Linked DNA regions of Homo sapiens: region 1 is linked to region 2. A link is a loop called in an ENCODE intact Hi-C map of the cell type or tissue named here. Cell type or tissue: Calu3. All regions are shown on one strand. Links, peaks and the distances in the headings refer to the core of each region. The heading gives the core; the rest is flanking DNA.

Region 1 (2,811 bases), core at 93-2,592, 110 kb after region 2:
TGATCTCAGCTCACTGCAACCTCCACATCCCAGGTTCAAGCGATTCTCCTGCCTCAGCCTGCTGAGTAGCTGGGACTACAGGTGCGCACCATCACACCCAGCTAATTTTTGTATTTTTAGTAGAGACGAGGTTTCATCATATTGACCATGCTGGTCTCAAATTCCTGACCTCAGGTGATCCGCCTGCCTCAGCCTCCCAAAGTGCTGGGACTACAGGCATGAGCCACCGCGCCTGGCCATTTTTTGTTTGTTTTTGTTTTTGTTTTTTGAGACAGAGTCTCGCTGTGTCACCCAGGCTGGAGTGTAGTGGCACAATCTCGGCTCAACTGCAACCTCCACCTCCTGGGCTCAATCGATCCTCCACCTCAATCTCCTAAAGTGTTGGGATTACAGGCATAAGCACAGTCAGAGGAGAAGGAAGGAAAGGACAGGAAGGAGTAGTACAGTCTTTGTCCCTTTGAGGACAAGATCCACCTTTTTTAAGGGTGGGGAGTCAGGGTCTCCATCTGTCATTCATGATAGAGTGCAGTGGCACAGTCATAGCTCACTGCAGCCTCCAACTCCTGGGCTCAAGCAATCCTCCTGCCTCAGCCTCCCAAGTAGCCACCACTACAGATATACCACCATCCCCAGCTAAATTTTCATTTTTTGTAGAGATGGGGTCTTACCATGTTGCCCAGGCTGGTCTTGAACTCCAGGCCTCAAGTGATCCTCCTGCCTCGGCCTCTCAAAGTGCTGGGATTCCAGGCATGAGCTGCCACACCTGGCCACAGGGTCCACTTCCTATCATCTGTGTGCTCTCTCACAGCCCCTGGTGTGGTGCCCTGGATCCTGGCAGCCATGTGCAGGTGCATGGCTGTCCACAACTGTCTGTGAAAGGCCCTCTTGTGGTTGTATGGCAAAGAGCCTTACTATCTGTGTGGCAGCCTTGCCCTGCGTGTAGTAGGTATTCAGTAAAATCAGTTTCTCAGGCCAGCGTGGTGGCTCATGCCTGTAATCCCAGCACTTTGGGAGGCCGAGGCAGGTGGATCACTTGAGGTCAGGAGTTCGAGACAAGACAGGCCAACATGGTGAAACCCCGTCTCCACTAAAAATACAAAAATTAGCCAGGCGGGGTGGTGGGTGCCTGTAATCCCAGCTATCAGGAGGCTGAGGCAGGAGAATCACTTGAACCCGGGAGGCAGAGGTTGCAATGCGCCGAGATCGCGCCACTGCACTCCAGCCTGGGTGACAGAGTGAGACTCCGTCTCAGAAAAAGAAAAAAAAATCAGTTTCTCAGTGTTTTTTATCTTTTTTTTTCCTGTGACAAAATACATATAACATGAAATTCGCTATTGTAACAAATTCAAGTGTATAATTAAGCAACATCTGGCACATTCGCTATGTCGTGCAACCGACATGACTGTTTAATTTCAGAACATTTTCACTATCCGTAAAGGAAACCCTGTTCCCATTAAGCAATCACTCCCCACCCCTCTCCTACCAGGCCCCAGTGGCCACCAGTCAGCTCTCTGTCTCTATGGATCTGCCCATTCTGAGCACTTCATACAAATAGAATCACACATTGTGTCCCATTTCATGTCTGGTTTCTTTCATGTAGCATGTTTTGGAGGCTTATCTACCTTGTAACTGTGTGTGTGTGTGTGTGTCTATGTGTGTGTGTGGTGGTAAAATATACATACCATAAAATTCACCATTTTAGGGCCCAGCGCATGGCTCATGCCTGTAGTCCCAGCACTTTGGGAGGCTGGGACAGCCAAAGCGCTTGAGCCCAGGAGTTTCAGACCAGCCTGAGCAACATAGTAAGACCCCGTCTCTACAAAAATTAGCTGGGTGTGGTGGCATGTGCCTATAATCCCAGCTACTCAGGAGGCTGAGGCAGGAGGATCACTTGAGGCCAGAAGTTTGAGACCTGCCTAGGCAACACAGTGAACCCCATTTCTACAAAGGAATTTAAAAATTAGCCAGGTGTGGTGGCATACACCTGTCGTCTCAGCTATCTGGGAGGCTGAGATGGGAGGATTGCTTGAACCCAGGAGGTTAAGGTTGTAGTGAGCCATGTTTGCACCATTGTACTCCAGCCTGGGCAACAGAGGGAGACCCTGCCTAGGCAACATAGCAAACCCCATCTCTACAAAAGAATTTAAAAATTAGCCAGGTGTGGTGGCATGCACCTGTCGTCTCAGCTGCCTGGGAGGCTGAGATGGGAGATTGCTCGAATCCAGGAGGTTGAGGCTGTAGTGAGCCACGTTTGCACCACTGTACTCCAGCCTGGGCAACAGAAGGTGAGGCAGACAGTAGGGTGGAGGACGTTGGTTGGCAACAGGTTTGTGTTGGACCCTGGCAGTTACAGAAGGCAGCACGGTGTGGGAGAGGAGGCGCTCTCAGATGGACCTGGGTTTGAATTCTGGCTCCACTTCTTGCTGGCTGTACTACTTGCAAGTAGCTTGTCTTGGAAAATAGGGGCCCAGATTTCTTGCCCTCTAGGGACCAAAGGCGGATGAGAAGTAAATTACCAGTGCAGTGCCTGGGAGGAGGAAGAGGCCCAAGTGAGGGTCAGTGGCTCCTGCTACTACCACTAATCTGGTGACAATGGCTCTATGATGATTATTATTATTTTTGATCAAGAGAAGAATTAAAAAGACCCTGATGTTGGGCAGCAAATTCCAAGTGTTGTAGCTAGGACCAGAGCAGTCTCACGGAGCACAGAAGGCTCCCCACGGTGGGGACGCTCTGTTTGGCTTTCATGCCTCACCTGTCCCTCTACTCTCCCAGGCTCACCTGATCTCCATTTGGTTCTGTACTCTCCCT
Region 2 (2,811 bases), core at 233-2,732:
TGTTTGTTTGTTTTGTTTTGAGACAGAGTATCGTTCTTGTCAACCAGACTGGAGTGCAGTAGCGCGATCTCGGCTCACTGCAACCTCTGCCTCCTGGGTTCAAGCTATTCTCCTGCCTCAGCCTCCTGAGTAGCTGGGATTACAGGCGCCTGCCACCATGCCCAGCTCATTTTTGTACTTTTAGAAGAGACTAGGTTTTGCCATGTTAGCCAGGCTGGTCTCGAACTCCTGACCTCAGGTGATCTGCCCACCTCAGCCTCCCAAAGTACTGGGAATACAGGCGTGAGCCATTGCGCCCGGCCGCTTTTTTGTTTTTTAAGAGATAGAGTCTTGCTGTGTTGCCCAGGCTGGAATGCAGTGATGCGATCATAGCTCACTGCAGCCTCGAATTCCTGGGCTCAAGTGATTCTCCCACCTCAGCCTCCTGAGCAGCTGGGACTACAGGTATGTGCTGCCACACCCAGCTAATTAATTTTTTTTTTTTTTTTTTTTTTTTTTTTGCAGAGACAAGATCTCACTACGTTGCCCAGGCTTGTCTCAAACTCCTGGCCTGAAGCGATCCTCTCGCCTCAGCCTCCCAAATTGTTGGGATTATTGAGTCACTGCACCTGGCCCAACAATGCTTCTTCTTTTTTTTTTTTTCCTGTTCTAGTTTCTTATTTTTATTCACTTGTTAGAATTTTGGTTTTTTTTTTTCTTCTGTTTCCTCTACACTTTTTTTCCTCAACTTTTAAGTTCAGATGGTACATGCGCAGGCTTGTTACATGGGTAAACTGCATGTCACTGAGTTTTGGGGTATGAATGATCCTGTCACCTAGGTAGTGAGCATAGTACCCCATAGGTAGTTTTTCACCCCACTTCCCCCCACCATACTCCCCCTTCACTGACAACTACTTTTATAACTGCCCTTTTTCAAAAACTTTTGCTGCCTTCTCTGAGACCCTGCCTGATATGGCACCATCAGGGTCCCTCGTCCCTGGTCCCTGGTCCCTGTCCTTTTTTTTTTTTTTTTTTTTTTGAGACAGAGTCTCGCTGTGTCTCCCAGGCTGGAGTGCAGAGACCCCATCTCTGAAAAAGAAGATTAAAAAAAATAAAAATAAAGGGTTGGTGCTGCACGTTAAGAAGGATGGGGCGTGTCCCTATGGCCCAGGAGATCAGATTCCCTGCCCCACTTGGGCACTGAAAGGGTTCCCCCTCTGGCACTTCTGCAAGGCACTGATGAAGACTGTTTTCTGCTCCCCATTCATTGGCCCACTTATTCCACTGCCTCAAGGCGAGGTGTGGCGGAGACCTGGGTGTGGCAGCGGGCACAGCCTTGTGCAGTGGGCTGGCAGCCAGCTCTCCTCCTGCATCAAGGAGGGTTGATGACCTGGAGAGATGCCCACCTGGGAAAGAGAACTTGTCAGCCCCACCTCCCGGCAGGGTGGTGGCTGTTTCCTGTTTTCCTGCCTGGGCAGCCAGGGAGGAGCTCTGTTCCCAGTGTGTGGGCAGGACTTGTGAGGGGAGAGGGACCGTGATTTAAGGTGTCTGCTGGCTCAGAGGAAGAGAGAATGGCATCTTTTCTTGGATCAGAAAGGTTGCTGCTGCTGCCTCTGCTAATACTGCCACAAGACAGCTCAGGAAGCCAGTGTGGCCTATGGCTTGTGTTTAACACAAGTAACACTATCGTTTAAAGGCATGTTGACACATTACTCCTTTGAAGCCACAGAGCAAGCATGCAGTAGATGGTTGTGGTCAGTTTTCAAATACAGACACTGAGGCTCAGAGAGATTAAAAGACTTGTTTGAGAGCACTCAGGAAGTGGCAGAACTGAGGTTTGAACCTGGCTTGTCTGGCCCCAAATTTTATACTTTCTTTCTGTATCTCCCTTTAAAGCGGAAGCCGGGTCAGTGGCTTAGATATGTGTGACTTAGAAAAGGTACAGACATTTATTTTGCTAAGTTTTTTTTTTTTTTTTTTTGAGATGGAGTCTCGCTTTGTCACCTAGGCTGGAATCCAGTGGTGTAATCTCAGCTCACTGCAACCTCCTGCTCCTGGATTCAAGCAATTCTCCTGTCTCAGCCTCCTGAATAGCTGGGACTACAGGCACATGCCACCATGCCCGGATAATTTTTCTATTTTTAGTAGAGACGGGGTTTCACCATGTTGCCCAGGCTAGTCTCGAACTCCTGACCTCAGGTGATCCACCCGCCTGGGCTTCCCAAAGTGCTGGTATTATAGGCGTGAGCCACTGCGCCCAGCCTTATTTTTCTAAGTCTTTTCTGGTTGACTTATTTGGACACTGAAAATTCCTCCCAGAAGAAAATATTTGCAACACACATAATTATCAAAGGGCCTATATCCAGAATATGTAAAAAATTTAAGAGAAACAAACAAAAAACTTTAAAAAAAAAAAAAGAAAGAAAGAAAAGGCCAGGCACTGTGGCCCATGCCTGTAATCCTAGCACTTTGGGAGGCTGAGGTGGGCGGATCCCTTGAGCCCAGAAGTTCGAGACCAGCCTAAGCAACATGGTGAAAACCCGCCTGTACAAAAAATACAAAAACTTAGGTGTACATCTATAGTCCCAGCTACTCGGCCTAGGAGACTGATGCCAGGGACCTGGGGAGGTCAAGGCTGCAGTGAGCCATGATCACACCACTACACTCCAGCCTGGGTGACACAGTGAGACCTGTGTCTCAAAAACAAACAAAAAGACAAACTTAATTTAAAAAAAAATAAGCAGGAGATACTTAATGAAAGGGGATAAACAAATGGCCAATAAACTTATGAAATGGTGTGCAGCTTCATTAGCAATCAGGAAAATGCAAATT

What was found. Hi-C counts contacts between places; a loop is a spot of excess contacts. Peaks named below come from ENCODE experiments on the same cell type or tissue, not always from the same donor. Only the 100,000 strongest peaks of a DNase experiment are listed, where the experiment ranks them.
Region 1: it touches region 2 in a loop (2.7-fold over the local background); 15 of 110 quality-filtered maps call a loop at or near these places.

What each region holds. Positions count from the first base shown.
Region 1 is chr7:75,613,231-75,616,041 of GRCh38, reverse strand. All of the region lies in intron 1 of HIP1 (huntingtin interacting protein 1), which reads left to right. Among named protein-coding and RNA genes, the nearest start is that of SPDYE5, 120 kb to the right of the region's middle. In Calu3, for the core only: no CTCF peak of the experiment used is centred there; no DNase peak of the experiment used is centred there.
Region 2 is chr7:75,726,995-75,729,805 of GRCh38, reverse strand. All of the region lies in intron 1 of HIP1 (huntingtin interacting protein 1), which reads left to right. Among named protein-coding and RNA genes, the nearest start is that of HIP1, 11 kb to the left of the region's middle. RefSeq lists an enhancer at 1-59. In Calu3, for the core only: no CTCF peak of the experiment used is centred there; a DNase peak (open chromatin) is centred at 1,385.